Regions from separate parts of the Homo sapiens genome. Here region 2 is linked to region 1. A link is a loop called in an ENCODE intact Hi-C map of the cell type or tissue named here. Cell type or tissue: chondrocyte. All regions are shown on one strand.

The links. Hi-C counts contacts between places; a loop is a spot of excess contacts. Peaks named below come from ENCODE experiments on the same cell type or tissue, not always from the same donor. Only the 100,000 strongest peaks of a DNase experiment are listed, where the experiment ranks them.
Region 2: it touches region 1 in a loop (4-fold over the local background); 2 of 110 quality-filtered maps call a loop at or near these places.

The regions. Positions count from the first base shown.
Region 1 is chr10:127,573,114-127,581,113 of GRCh38, forward strand. No RefSeq gene overlaps it. Among named protein-coding and RNA genes, the nearest start is that of NPS, 28 kb to the left of the region's middle. In chondrocyte, CTCF peaks have their summits at 4,476 (motif pointing left) and 4,677; a DNase peak (open chromatin) is centred at 7,833.
Region 2 is chr10:127,192,729-127,200,728 of GRCh38, forward strand. All of the region lies in intron 27 of DOCK1 (dedicator of cytokinesis 1), which reads left to right. INSYN2A (inhibitory synaptic factor 2A) reads right to left here and starts at 3,863. Exons shown (of 6, transcript NM_001039762.3): 1 at 3,269-3,863; 2 at 1-2. In chondrocyte, CTCF peaks have their summits at 4,098 (motif pointing right), 4,299, 5,773 and 5,976; a DNase peak (open chromatin) is centred at 4,232.

The sequences.
Region 1 (8,000 bases):
TAGAACATTTACACATTTAAAAAAAGCAACTTTTAGGAAATAGAACTATACAGGAAGAGGAATACGACAACATCAAAACCAAACTGGACCAAAGCAACATCAAAAAACTATCAGTAATATCCTTACACGGATAAGAGGATATAATGAAACCATGAAATAAGAACTGGACACTATAGAAAAGGAATATTCAAAGAACAGCAACAACAACAAAACATTATTGGGAATAAAAAACATCACAATAGAGATCACAAGTCATTAGAAAGTTTGAAACATAAGTCAAGGGAGTCTTCCAGAGAGCAGAACAAAAGATTTAAAAAATACAAAATAGAAGAAAATAATTAGTGGACAAGTCTAGGAGGTTCAACATTTAAATAATATGGAAATAGTGGTTCCAAAAAGAGAGAACACATGGAAAGAAATAATCAATGAAATAATGCAAGAAAATTTCCAATAATGGAAGAACATCAGTCTCTAGTTTAAAAGAGCTTGCCAAACATGTAACATAATAGTTGAAAATAGGCCTCACCAAATCTATTCATGTATCATAAAATTTCAGAACATTCAGGAAGAAAAAGAAGACCCTATCTATAAGCTTCTGTAAGTTAAAAAAAAAAGTCACATGCAGATCCAGAATCAGAAAGGCTTCCGTCTTCTCAATAACACTCATGTATAGCTGAGAGCCAATTGCATGAGATCTTTGTAATTCTGAAGGAAATTGTGGGAGTGAAATAAAGATATTTTCAGGCAAGCACTGTCTCAAAGATGCACTTCTCATGCACCTTTTCTCAGGAGTCTGTAGATGGATGTGCTTCACACCAAAATGGAGTATAGATCAAGAAAGTGACATAGGAATAAAAGAGCGTGTGATGAAGACAAAAGATAAATGGAGGAACCCTGCAAATAATTCTGAAGGGTGATTCTAGGGGACAGCTTTGCCCCAAGCTTACAGGTTGACTGATTCAGACTGGAGTGGCTTGGAAAGCTCTGAGAGAGGTTTCTTCAGGAAGACTAAACAGACAAAGATCCAGATGTGTCTGCATGTCTTAAGAGGAGATTATTCCACTAATGAAGCTTTTGTTGTTGGATTAAGGATGAGTACATAGACAATTCATCAAATTAAAGAGATAAATGTATTAACTCCAGAGAAAGCAAAAGTTGTGCAGGAAAAGACGAGTACTCTTAGCTTACTATATGGTGTCCCTGTGTCTGATGTTACAAAGTCACAATATGTAAACAACTGTTGATCTCACGAAAATGATGACTTAACCCTATAATGTCTGAAACAGAAAAATAAAGAAGGAATACAGGCATATTTTTGGAGATATGGAGGTGATAAAATAATCAGCTGAAGGTGTTGAAAGTGATTGCTTCTGGGAAGGGGAAGGAGGAGTAAGGAAATGTGTATGATTAATTGGCTCTTTAACTTATATACATGTGTAAGTTTGATAAAACTAAAAACTAACTGACAAGCAGAGGAAAAGGACGAGGGGATGAAGGGTGGAAGACAGGAAGGGAGAAGTGGGAGAAATGGAAAGAATGAAACACAAGAGAAGGAAAAAGAGGGTGCACAGATTCTTTTTTCTGAGCAGATGATGTTTTGGCTGATTGATACCTGGTCTTGATCATGTATAGGATTCTGAACTTTAGGCAGCAGGGTTTTCAGAGTGCACAATTTGATCTGCAATGTGTACATAGGCACATTTTCTCCTGTCTTCACAACACTAATTGTAGGGTTTAGATCACTCTCAGTCTGCCTGTAATCATTTATTAACAAACCAAAGGAATATCACAGGAAAATTTTTCCAATTCATGCTGGGCTGTGACAGACATGTCTGAGACAAGTCCATTTACACCAGTGCAGCTTTTGCCCAGCTGTTCAGACATTCATGATACACTTGGGAGATCACAGCTGTGTTTGTAGAATTTATACTTCAGATTAAAGTAGAATTTAATAGCTATTTAGAGCGTATTTTAGAAGACAACCCTTTGATCTTCTCAAGCATTATACACTTACAGGTTTAGCTGCTATGTACAGAAAGGAGCAGGGCAGCTCTGTCAAAGAGTAAGAGGCAAACAACCTTTAAACTACTGCTGATCTCCTGGTGTGACCAGATTTCAGTGGGTGGAGACTTATAGGAAGATGTGCACACTTCTCTTCCATTTTCTTTCTATTCTGCATTGCAGTGAACCCTATTGGAATCACTGGGAATAACCTTTTCCCTTGACTAAGCGGGGTGTATGGGGGACCCAGAGAAGATAAGAGCCCCCATAGATGTGGGTTCCAGTTTCAGGGATGCCAGTCATCTGGGCAATTTACTTCACATCTCTAAGCCCCACTTTCCTTACCTATGAGAATTCCAACATTCTTTCAGAGGTTCTTGAGAGGATTATCTGAAATCATGTAAATGAACAATACAGTTCAATGAATAATGAATGAAACTATTATTACCCTATGAATTCCCTTGCTAATAACCTTGGTAACCACTGGCTCTGCTTCTTAAAAATGATGCCCACTTCAGGTGACAATATTTACAGTTCAAATTGGGACCCATCACATGCATTTGAACTTGACCACCATAACAATTCTGAGGAACAGAATGAGCAGGTGAAAGAGATGACCAGAGGGGTTAAATAACCTCAAGGTCATCCAGCTGGGAAGTAGGAAAGTGAAGATTTGAACCTGAATCATTCTGGTACCACATTTATGAATGTTCTCACTTGTGTACTATCAGGAGCAGTTGGAATTGTTCCTTATACTGAGTGGGAATTGGCCATTCATTGACATTAACCCCTTTCTTTGAAGCTTGACAGTCTTTCAAGCTTTTGAAAAAACAGCTACTCTGCCCTGCAATGCCCCCCTGACCTGCTGCTCAACGGTTTGAAGCTAAGACTCAATTACCCCACTTGCAGGTCAAATGCTAAGTGTCTTCCAGGCACCAGCATCCGTAAAGACATGAGTGTCCCAGGTCATTGGCAAAAGTCCCAGCCAAGGGCATTGGAAACTTCGGGTGGCCTTGTGTGGGTGGTGGAGGATACTGGATGCTTAGATCTCTCAGAAGGCCTTGCCACAAAGCCCTTTGTGACAGCTTGTCTTATACACATTAGGCTTAGTTAGTCATCTTTGCAAGCTTCTAGGAGGCTGGCCAATGTGACGATTGGAGTAATCACCTGATAAAAAAGTGTTCAAGGCCCATTTCCCTTGGCCAGACTGCTCCTGTTCTTAGGGCAGGCTATGCATTCCCACTTGATTAAATCAACAATGTGCATTTCATTCACATACAATAGTTTTCATGAACTGAAAACTGCATCCAAGGCTGCCAGTTTCATTTTCCTGTAAATTTGCTGTGCAGCCCTCAGTTAGGTGACCCCAATCCTTCATCTGTATGGGCCTGGAGGGCTGTGCATCTTGGAGGCAGCAGGGAAGGGCAAGGGAGTTTTGCCATACTAATTGGTAAAGATCATCCCAAATGCAATGCCAGTTAGAACAACATACCCTTGGAAATAAAACTCTGAACACAAAATAACACAATTCAAATCCCAGGGAGAGTAAGAAGGCACAGGTTCTGGATGAGGAGGGAAAAATACAGACTCTGACAAATTACTTTGTGCTGCTCTGTGTCTCCCCCTGGGCCAAGAGGTCAGAGTATCTACTGGGTAGAGACATTGGCTTTGAGTACATCTGTGTGGGCTTAGGATCCAATTCCCAGATGGAGACAGTCCAGATGGTGCCAGCAGCACATGAGTGGGAGGGTTCAGTCCCTTGGAGAAGGAGTAAAATCATATTCCCAGATGGAGAGGTCAAGGCTGTGGATATTTTTGGTGCCTTTCAGTAGGAGGACAACGTTATTCCCACACCTGATTGGCAATCTCTTTTGGCGTAATGGAATTTACATGTTGGCAAGGATGTTGTCACGTGACTCTGTTACAGAAATAAACCTCGGGGTGCTCTGCTTGTCTGTGACGTATGACTCCCTTCCCTGCAGGCAGACTTCCTTGTCTGCAGGGAGTGAGTGAGAAAAGCACTCGTTGGATAATTTTAGAGAAGAGAGCTGAATATGACTTCCTTTCTCCTCTTTGATAGAACACAGGAAAGAGGAACTGTTAACCTGTTAAAAGCGCATCTTATCCGTATAGCTCAAGTCAACTTGTAAACCAATCAACAGAAGCGTGTTCCCAGCCAAGCAGTGCTGTTTACCATTTCTATAAACCTTAGCAAAGAGGCTAGCAATAGAAAATATAACAAAGATTGAAATTTCGCATCATGTACTTTATGTAATTTCCTGGAGGTAGAAACTTACTCAGGAACTCTTAAAAACTCTGTTTCCCATTGGAATTCCAAATCCTGTTGGAAGTTGCAAATATTGCTGGAATTTTAAGCATATTAGTGAGAAATACCTAAAGTCCATCCTCTTAAACATTTGATAAAATGAATCAGAAGTAAAGTGTGCATAATATCTTTTCTTAATGAAAACACTGCCACCAACTGGTTAATAAATGGTTTCGTCTACTTTTTTATTGACTAGAATAAGCAGTCTTTTTTTCTTCATTTAAAAAGGGATCCCAATTTCTATTAAAAGTAATTGTTTTCTCTTTTCATAAAAATTAATAGCACCTCATAACTGCTTGTCATTCTTCAGTCGTTAACAGAGTAAAGATGACCTGAAAAAAGCATATGCTTGCCATTCCCTAAGCAACAGTGGGCAGCGCTTTAGAGGGCACACCGATGGTTTCCAGGGGGATGTGTTGAATTTCACAATTTCAGTCTAGTGAATCACACAGCCCAGTTCATTAAGCTAATGGGACAGTTGTCCTTGTTTTTATAAAAGTAGGAAGAGCCCAGCTTATAGAGTCGATGACCACAGAAAATACCTTTTAGCAGCCTAAAGATACCCGCATGCTGGGTGGGTAAGTCCTTTGGTCCTTATTGAAAAGGAGTCCAGCTCTCTCTCTGCTTTTGTACTGGATATGCTCCAGAGGACTTATGTTGACTTTAGAACTTTAAGTGACCTAAGCTGTCTTGAAGTGTTAAGGCACAAAGAAAAAAAAATAAAACAGAAAAAGAAAAGGGAAGAATCAAAACAGCTACATCGGACGAACATAAAATGAACTCAGGGCTTCCACCTGATCAGATTTTGTAAAATCTGAACCATTGTCTGGACACTGACATGCATTCATCCAGGTCAAGTGTGGCAGGAGCCAAGCTGGTGTGCCTGTCACTTTGCTGGGAAGCATCCCTCACTGAGGAGGGAGGGAGCTGTGAGAGGAGCTCTTGTTCATGGGGAGCACAATCATGATGTTTACGCCAGGCTCAGTTCCAGGCGCTGCCTCAAGAGGTCTGAGCTGTACCTTCAAGGTCAGCAGGTGAGGTCTCCAGGGGTGGGCGTGGGAAACGTCCCAGAAAGTACCCACTGAATGTGGTGCCCCAGGTGAAGTCAGGTTCAAAGAAGAACCAAGAACAGATCTTGGGGTGGAGATCACTATGGGCTTGGGGTCAAAGGAGCATGAACTGGGCCAGCAGCCCCTCTCAGCCATGAAGACAGTGGAATAGGGAGAGGTGACCCACATTCGAGAATCTAGCCACGGAATAGTCTTGGCTTTGTTTCCTTGAAGTTTGGTTTTATTTTTAGTCACCCATGTCTGGAGTAGCAATTCCTGAGCTGTTACTGACTATGCTCATTCAGCAGGATGTTGGTGGGTGGGGTCCAATCATTCCAAGATCTGCCGAATTACACAAAGCTGAACAATGTGTTGTGGCCCGCACACTTATTCCACTATGAAGTTCCTTTTAACAGAGCATGGTGTGGTACTTGTGCCGAGGAACAGGCACCAAGAGACTGGCAGCGCCTACTGCCTCCCACCCACTGGGTCCCCTCCACCTCACCCCAGTACCAGCGGGATGGGCCCTGAAGGCCAGGGCCGGGTAACCGCACCGAAGTTCCAGGAATCTGCTTTCACTGAGGCACATCGAAAGCCTTGTAAGGAAGATTACCTCACTCACCTCCAGCCTGGGGGTAGGTGACCCCAGCACCACTGTGGGGTTGGGAAATGGGCTGATATTCAAACTGACGTGTTCCTGCTCCTTCCACACCACACAGTGCAACAGAAGGGCACGGAGTCTGCACAGTGACCCCAGGCCTGCTGGAGACCTTGGCCATCTCACTTGTCTTCTCTGAACCTCAGTTATCTCACATGGAAAATGAGGGCTTTGGGCTAGAATGATCTCTTGAGGACCTTAGCTGTTCTCACATTCTGAGGTTCCCCCAACCACGACTGTGTGTGGCTGTGTGGTACACACTCATCCACACACAGGGTGCTCACTACAGTAAGAGCTTGGTACGGGGAAGCGTGTAGCTGCGTGGTCATATCAAGTGAATTTTCCTGCTAAAATTTGATTCCAGTTGTTTCAATGGAACACAGTCAGATAGAGGCAGTGGCAGAGTGGAGAGAAAGAGAAAGAGAGAGAGGCGGCATTCACTTTCACTAGAGTCCCTTTTCTTCCAACGAATGAGGAAAATGGTAAGGACTCCCTGAATAAAAATATTCATTTATCAAAATGGCATTAATAAGAAAGGGGGAGGGATCATTAAGAATTTAAAATATGAAGATAAAAAGCTCTCAAAGGTTCCTAAGCACCAACATTAAGCTGTAACATCATTTATTAACTACAAGATTTTGTAGGACTCTTTACAGTTAATATTTAACTCAGTTGAGTTCACAGGCATAAAAGTATTTATGCAGCACAATTACATTATTTCAGGGCAAGTGTCCAGTTTAGGATATTCGAAATGCCTGGCACCACTGGAATTCTGCAGCAGTTAATGTTCAAATAAGGTGCAAAGCAAACGTGTGGACTGGTAAGAGTTTCCCATAGGCTTTCAGATGATCCTGAGAAATAAAGCATAGAGAAATATTTGTATTAAAAAAGTCCATTCAAAAATATGCATTTTGATGGCACAGTGGGGTGAGTGTAGTCAATAATAATTGTATATTTTAAAATAGCTGAAAGAGTGTAATTGGGTTGTTTGTAACTCAAAGGATAAATGCCCGAGGGGACGGATACCCCATTCTCCATGACGTGCTTATTTCACATTGCATGCCTGCATCCAGACATCTCATGTACCCCATAAATATATGCACCACAAGGTACCCACAAAAATTAAAAATTAAAAAAAGAAAAAACTCAATACCATTCAATATGAAATTACTCTGTGAAATATGTGAAAGACCTGTCTGTACACAATAACAATCAATGTTCAAGAAGACATAATAAAGAAAAAAAATTGTCGTTAAAAAATAAAATATGGCTTGGTAAGTTTTTTAAAGGACAATTTGCTTGAAACATTCTTGCTTGCCTACTGGGATTTTTGCCACCCTTTTCTCTTAACACCATGTCAGCCTGACACTTTAATAATATCCAGACCTCATAGGATTCATGGTACTGGTTTTAGCAAGAGACGCCCTCAGTTACTCGACCCTCCCAGCTACCCCGCTGGCATCCCAGGTCTTCCCCGGCCACAGGCCCCTGGCTCTCCCTGTGGATTCTCCCAGACGTGTGACATTGACCTCCTTAACGCTGCTCAGCATCAGCCTGACTACTGCAGCTTCTCTACTCGAGTCATCAAATCCTCCATTAAGAGGAATCTCCCAAAGCAAACACACCCAAACACTTCCCTGAAGAGCAGTTTCCCCAAATTGGATGCTCTTGGCCTCGCTGCAGCATCTCATGACCTCGGCTTTCGGGCTCCAAGCCTGAGAAAAGCCGAAGCATCCTCTCACTGTGCGTCCTGTGGCCGGGGTCCCTGCACAGCCCTCCCTTCCGGGCGGTGAAATGACCTCAGCCGAGCAAAAGGACTTTTCTGAAATCTGAGACCCACGGGGCTCCACTGGATGACCTAGTCTTGATCTGCAGAGACCGAGAACCAGGCGCCCAGGGTTCCCCACCCCAACACACCCTGCAGCAGAGCCTGTCTGGAGACGCAAGGGGCCGCCAAGAAAACGCT
Region 2 (8,000 bases), 380 kb before region 1:
ATCTGAAACAGACACATTATCACACATGGTCCAAAGGTTCAAACCTATCCTTTCATGGCTTAGTGCTTAACACAAGACATTGTCCAAACAACTTGTTTACAGCAATCCTGTCAGGGTCCCTATAGTTTGGTTCCTGCAAGTCTGTATTCTGTCCTTAATGTATAAGAACAATGTACATTTTAAATAAACTGATTAAAAGTCATGAAGTTTCACTACATATATATCATAGGTTAGCTCCAGTATTGGAATAAAGACTTCTCTCAATGTTTGTATGAGAATTTCATGGTAATGAAAGTGTCGTCATGTAGTATCAATCATATTAAATTTTGCTTTAAAATATTGAAGTCACCCCATAATGTTATGAAATATTAAAATCAAATATGTGAGACAAAAAAGGATCTGCTTCATAAATCATGCCAGCTAATTTCTGGTTGGGGAATGTAGGTCTCCAACCAGTGGAATCATGGTGGGGAGGGGTTGTGGTGCTTCACATTTATGAAAGACTGTTGAAAATGACGATGACACTGGTTTTATCTGGGGAGTTTTTATGACCTCACACTCCCAGAATGACGGTGGTTTGCCTCAAGTATGTAGAATTTGCCTGCCTTCCCAACTGAGCTTCTTGGATGCTATGGACGCGTTGAACAGCATCCTTCACAAGCGTTAAAATCCGTGGTGAACCTGTCACTGCCCTCCTACGTAAATATCTGACCACAGAGCTGCTGCTTTGGGAGGTAGCTGTGATCATTTCTGTATCATGAGTCTCTGAGAAGCATAAGTCACCTGCTTCTCATATTCCAGAGTTCAGTAGTTGTCTCTAAATGAGATAGCCATGGCTGGGCGCAAACAAGAGAATACAAATGTCTACGTGAACGGGTCTGTCCTGCCACTCCACTGCGATCCGTTGTTATTTCTGAGAATCATTTTGATTTTTGGACTGCTTATTTCAGTGTGTAGGAGTCTTCCTTGTAGATGAATGCCTTTCACGTACAAGTCTTTCTCTTATTTATTGATTTATTTAAAAATTTTTCCCTACAGAGGGAGAAACAAAACACAAAAATTCCCTTTCCTGCCACAGGGGAAAACAACTGTGGCAAAACAGAGAAGCCCCCGAAGTAAACAGAGTAATAGAGTACCCAGCCTCCCATAGAGCTTGCAGAAATCTCATTGTGCAGACATGGAGCTTCCCAGCTTTTGCCTTGTTAGCCTATTTCTTAACCAGTAATTCTGTTTCTTAATAGGATAAAGGGCCTGACTTACATGAAAGCTCAAAGTCTTAATCACAATGATAAAATACAAAGTCGTGGCAACTGTAATAAGTTTAAAGACATATGTAGCTTTTCAAGGACATCTTGTCTTTAAGGAAAAGTCTTTCATTTAGCTAAAGAAATTAAACTGAATTGTTTAGTCTTTTAAACAAAATGATGAATTTAGTGAAGAAAACAAAACTCTCCATGGCTAATGTAATTTATGCAAAATCATGCAATTAGTGATAGCTGTGCTAGACTTTTTCTTTTCCTTAACCAAATGCGCCTCTAATAAAACCATCGTGAGGAGCAGTGCCATCTAATGTAAGTAGTAAACATGGATAGTAAATGATTAATATCTGGTGAGGCATGCAGATGGCAGGACTTCCATTTTTTCTTTGAGCTCCTTGTGCATGTTTGCTAATCATTCTTGCAAAAAAATTGCAAAGATAAATATGAACTTTCAAAAGTAACATTCAACAGGATATGAATGTAAGAAATAGTACAGTGTGGGGGAATAGTAAAAACCAGCACTTTCCGCCTCTGCATAGTGAAATGACGGTAACTTGCTGTAGCGTAAGCTTAATAAGGGTTATATCATTTTCATGTATGTACTACTCTGGGAATGGCCCGGGTCTTGTGAGTGGTATTTTTTCATCAAGTACCCAGCCAGCGCAGTCACTCTGACAGTCCCCCCACTGAGATAAGGCATGGAAAGGTAACCCTCTAGCAAGTCCTCGTTGAGGGGGGAGCGTTCAAGTGCACAGACGTCTACCCTGTGCTATCCTGAGCTGTAGTCTTCTGAAATGATCGTTTGGCTTCCCAGCCAAGGCAGGGCTCCCCCAAAGTTCATTCCCACTCTTGCAGTTTCACCTCGGGATGCTTCCGCAGAATTTCAGCGCCTAAGCAGACAAGGTCAAAGTAAACCGCTTCACCGCTGCTTCTGGCGCAGGGGCCCAGAGCGCGTGCAGCTCCCCAGCACAGACCAACAGCAGGAGAGGGGTCCGGGCGGGAGCCCTGGGCTGTAGATAAGCAAAACGCACCCATTTTCTCTCCTATTTACTCCAGAGGCACCTCTCCTCCCCCACTCCTGGCATCTCTTTATCACTGGCTCCCTCTCCCTGTGGCATATTTTTGGGTAGTAGAATGCTGAGGTCACAGGGAGCGGCTCTTTATCCAAGCAGTGGGGACATCAGCCTGGAGCCCTGAGCATGAACCAGCAAGATGCAGACTCTCGCTCTTGACTTTGGGCTCCAGGAGCTGCCCCGACCCCGGGCTGCCCGCGGGCTCCCTCCTCCCTCCTGCCCTCGCCCGCCAGCTCGCAGTCTCTTAGGTCTGCAGCGTTGGTTGGTTTCCCACGCCTGTCCCGGTCTGACTCGGGCTGCCAGGCACCGGGAAGCCCCGCGGCGCCGACCCCAACCCGCAGCCCCGGGAAGGTGCCAACCCCAGCGAGTGGAGGAGACGAGCATTTCACGTGGGCATCTGCCTTCACTGCTGCTCGCGCCTCTCCTCAACGGCCGGCGTCAGGGCCCCTCTGTTCCAACTCATCCCCCCCCCGAAGTTAATCAGCCGTACTTGTACTTTCCAGGGCGCTTTAGTTTGGAAAATACTTAAAAGCCTCGAAACCTTCCGGGGAGACGGCCGCCCCCAGATCTCCCAGTTTTGCCTGGCTAGGGCTGTCGGGCGCTCACGAAGCTGTGGCGTCTGTCTGGAACCCACATCGCAGAGGCGCAGCCCCGCTCCTCCCTGACGTCGCCAAAGTTGCCAGACGCCCCTCAGCGACCCGGTCGCGCCAGATGCAGTTGCATAACCTTGCCCCCCACCTGCGACCGCACCGGGTCCGCTCCCGGCTGCACCGGGGTGTCCCGGCCCCGGGAGCCGCCGAGTTTCCGGCCAAGCCGGTTTGGGGCCGAGTGTGTGCGCCCGAATCGGGGTCGGCGCCCGTCCCAGCGGTGCTCTGCCCGCGGCCAAGTACGACGGGCGCGGGGGCGCGGGAGGAGGGCACGCGGGGCTCCGCTTACCTTCCGCTGCTTACAGATAAGTCGAGGTCGATGCAGCGCCTGGCTCGGGCATGTCTCGCTGCGGACCCTGGCAAGCCTGGGGCGGCACGGAGCACTCCGGACAGGGCATCCGCGGCCAGACTCGCCGCGCTCACGCGGAGGAAGCCTCGGCTCCGGGGACTTGGCCCGCTGCGCGCCTGCTGCCCGCCCCCTCCACCGCTGCCGGCCCGGCCCTGCTGGCCCGGCCGGCCCCCGCGCCGCAGCTCGCGTCGCTCGCGTCCCTCCGGCCCCGCTTAGCGACGCGCGCGGGGAGGCAGCGGCTGGGCCAGCTCCGGGGACGCCCGCGCGCTCGCTTGCTCGCGACGCGGCGGAGCCAGCCACAGCCACCCGGCTTCGCGCTCCTCCGATGTCCTCATTTACTGCAATTGTCTTCGGCGAGATCTCAGAGCCAGGGCCAGGAGGCGGGGGCGGGGCAGAGGAGGGAGCAGGAGGGAAGTCCTTTCCGCTGCTCCAGGTCCCAGCTACTCCGCGGAGCCGGGCGGCCAGAGGCGAGGGCGCCCCAAGCCGCGCGCCTGCCGCCTGTGCGCCCGGCTGGCACCGAGGCGGGCGGAGCCCCGGGCCCCGCGGGGCGGAGGTGGGGCGGGGGCGGCGCGGGGCCGGGCCGGGCCGGGCCGCGTGCGTGGGGTGGGGGATAGGGAGGGAGTGGAGGAGCCCCCTCCCGCCGCCGCCAGAGCTGGAGGAGGAGGAGGAAGAGGAGGAGGAGGTGGAAGGAGCTGCCGCCGGCTGCCGCCGGCTGCCGCCTGCGCGCGGGGCTCCGCCACAGCGCGTCCTCCGGGTTTCTGGGCTGCAGGCGGCGCTGCATGGCCCGGGAACTTGTTGAGTCTACCCTGGAGCCGCCTCCGGAGCAGCTGGCGGGCGGGGGACTCCGTGTGTTCTCTCAGGGATGGGGGGTCGCTGGGGACCCTGCTGCATGACTGTCTGCTGTGCCAGCCAGCCTGGCCCGGCGGGGCTTTGGGAAGCCAGGCTTGAAGGGTGCGTGTCTTGTAGGTGCCTGGCCGCTCACCTGCGGATGCTGCCTTGTAGAAGCAGGAGTTCGGGGATCCTTTCAGTGCTGGCTCCAACCTGGTGTCAGCCTCTCTACATGGGGACAGGAGGTCCTATGAGTGGCCTGAGGACTGAAGTGGGAGGGCCTGCCTGGTAATGTTGCATGCTGACATTTAGGGACACTCCAGAGCAGGCGCCACTGCCACTCCTAGCCAGGAACCCTACCCCCCATCCAGAGCACACACCACCCGTCAGCAGAAGCCACAGGGCGCAGAGGCTGAGTTCCTTTGTGGCAGAGTAGAATTCTCTTGGGAGAGGAAAAGACCTAGGATGCACACGGAGCTATCCCCGCCCTTAATTTCCCACCCACCAAAGAGTATTGGGTGTTTTGAGCTCAGAGCAGCAGACCCAGGGGCCCCTCTGATGCCTGTCAGGCCCTGGGGTCTGGGCCAGGGACTAAGCAGCCAGCCGAGTGCAGGGCTCCTGGCCCCCTGGATTTGCTCCTAGAATGTAATGTAAAATGTAAGTAGCCACATTTATTAGTCTGTTTCTCAGGAAAGGTCAGAGAAGTAGTGGACCCCAGGGAAGGGACAGGCTTCGGAGAGGAAATTGGGAGGACAAATGGAAAGTCCCTTCACCCACCCACCTCTCCAGACACATCAGTGGGCAGTGAGACCTCTTTGCCTATACATCCCTGAGTCTCTGCACCTAGCACCAGCTCTGTGCCTGTGACCAAGCCATAGCTCCATCCTTGTTCGCTGAGCTGAACTGAGCCTATCACTGCCTTATAGAGTGTCTGTTTTTTATAAATGACTTTATACGAAATACCTTCTTTGTATGTGGATGCTTTGGGCAGTGTGTCCAGACATTTCAGAAGAAAAAAAAATCTAAAATGTCATCTATTTCCCTCTTTACCCCGCAGCATCCTTTGGTATACAATTTTGCCAGCCTTGGGGATCCAGATATGCCCAGGACGGGAGTCCTGAGCCTGTGGATCCAAACTCTGCCCACCTCACTCTTCTTGTTGTTCTTCTTAACTCAGATCCCCCAAGCTGATTTTCCAGCTTACCAGGGAGGCTGTTGGGAGCTGGCTGGAAAGAGATGCTTAATTTTGTGTGAGCAGTATGGAAACTGCAGTCCCCTCTTCTGCCTGGAAGGGGCCTGGGAAGGGAATGTATAGGAGTTGGGGACGTTTAAAACCAGATAGGAGAAGTTGCCACTCTCCAGCATGTTCCCTTGGGGATGTGCTGTTGCAGCTGTGGGCTCCAGTAATTTTCCCAGTGGTCTGGGGAACTTCTGTAAATCTTACTTTATTGGCAATCCATAAAATTGAAATCTGCCTTCCGTCTTTTAAAGTGACTGTAAATAAAGCTGCCAGGAAACTTGGGCATTGGGCTGGTAGTATCAGAAGGCTGAAGTTTTCCGGGACCAAGAGTGAAAACAGGTCAACATAAATGCATGCCCAGCAAGGCAGTGCTCAGCCACAGGTGGCACTGTGAACTGGCAAGAAAACAGCTCCAAGGACAGTGCTATCTGAGATTCGCATGATGTATAACTCCAGGAAGAAAATGGAAAGCCGTAATTGGCAGGTTAGAAAATCCACTTACATGAAGAGGAGAGTATAACGGAATTCTGTAGCATCATCAGGACTGCTTAGAGTTGTTCAATTGTGTAGTAGACTTACAGTTGTTTTGCTAAGTCTATTAAAATCATTGGCATCGCTTCTTTTTTTTTTTTTTGAAGTAGGAAACCATTTACATATTGTAGTGCTTAAGTGCATGTCTTCAGCATCACAAATCAAAATATTGGTGAAAACTTGCCTCACCTTACCTTTGGCTCTGGAGAGATATTCCACATGGGTGAGGTGTGTGTCATCATGCTCCAGGCTTTAAAGCAAGCATCATGCTGGGGGCTGGCTGGAGAGAAGGGAGTTTCAGCCATCTTCCTGCCCACAGATCCCTCTTGCATTTTTTTTTAATAGATGGGATGTAGGCATATTTTTAGGGTCTAGAATGAGTCAATATGCTCGGCTTCCTCAGGAAAAAAAAAAAGTGAAACTTGATAGATTCATTTTAGGAATCAATTGGTATTGGCTTTTTATATTTTGCTTAAGATTTTTGTTGAAAAAGATAGACTTGCAAAGGAGAAAATAGCTACTTTTCAAGTGGGATTTCCTAAAAGCAGAGGAATAAAAATAAGGGAAAGTTCAAGACGGCTAACTAAGCAAAATATCCACGTCTCTCTTCTTTTGCCTTCTTCTTGGAATTGTGCAGGGGTTGTACAGAGAATTGCTGGAATTCCACCCCTATGGTATAGTGAGTTTGAGGTCTCAATTTCCACATTAAAAAGTCAAGAATATACAAGTCAAACATGTTCAAGAATGTTCATAACAGGTTTATCTATATCTGTTCCAAACGGGAAATAATCCAAATACCAGTCAACAGTAGATAAAGATTTCTTGGTTCTTCGTATAGTGGAATACTAGACAGCAACCCAAAAGCACTAACTGCTGATGCATGCTTTGGCATGGAGGGCTTCTACAAAGGTGCAGAACAAAGGAAGCCAGACGCCCAGTGTTTATGACATGATTCCCTTTAGATGAAGTCCAAGAATGCGACAAAGTTATCAATGGTGGAAAATATCAGAATGGGGATTACCTTTGAGGCATACTCGTTGCCCGGGACCACAGCAACTTCACTGGTGCTGGATCATTCTGTCTCCTGCACTAGTTGCTTATGCAGTTTTCCACCTATATAGAAATTCATGGAGATGCTTCCTGTCTCAGTGTGACCTCATTTGTCTGAGCATCATCACTGTGTCATTGCAATGTCCACATGCATGCTCCCCAATAACCCTTACCCCTCAGTGAACCAGTGTATCTGTCAGTGTGATTAACCTGTATCCTCTCCAGTGTGCAAGGCAGGAGAAGAGAAAAGTGTCTCCAAACTAGCAACTGCAGAAGAGGAGCCTTCCAGTTTAGCTACACAGCAGAACTTCCTTCTTTAGGAGACTGCCGATGAAACGCCTGCCCTCCCAACTGTCCGATGTCGCTGTGACAGAGCTCGCTATGGACGTGAATTTTTCTTTCCCATGTCTTTGTTACACAAAAGCGGTCCCGATCCAGATCCCAAGAGAGGGTTCCCGGATCTCACACAAGAAAGAACACAGGGCGAGTCCACTGTGCAAAGTGAAAACAAGTTTATTAAGAGAATAAAGTAGTGAAAGAACAGCTACTCCATAGACAGAGTGGGACATTCCCAAAAGTAAGAGGAGGAATGCGTCCAGCCTAGGTACAATACTCATATATATGGGGAGCTCTGCTCTGCTACGAGGGTTTGTGATAAAGGATTAAATTTCTTAATTATTATATTTTGCAAGAATCGATATTATCTGTTTTCGTTTTTGTTTTTGTTTTTGTTTTGGAGACAGAGTTTCGTTTTGTTGCCCAGGCTAGAGTGGCGTGATGTCAGTTTACTGCAACCTCCATCTCCCATGTTCAAGCAATTCTCGTGCCTCAGCCTCCTGAGTAACCTGTAACCACGCCTGGCTGATTTTTTGTATTTTAGTAGAAATGAGGTTTCACCATGTTGCCCAGGCTGGTCTCCAACTCCTCAGCTCAGGCAATCCACCCATCTCAGCCTCCCAAAGTGCTAAGATTACAGGCGTGAGCCACTGCGCCCGATATTATTATCTTTAAAGTAAAATTAGG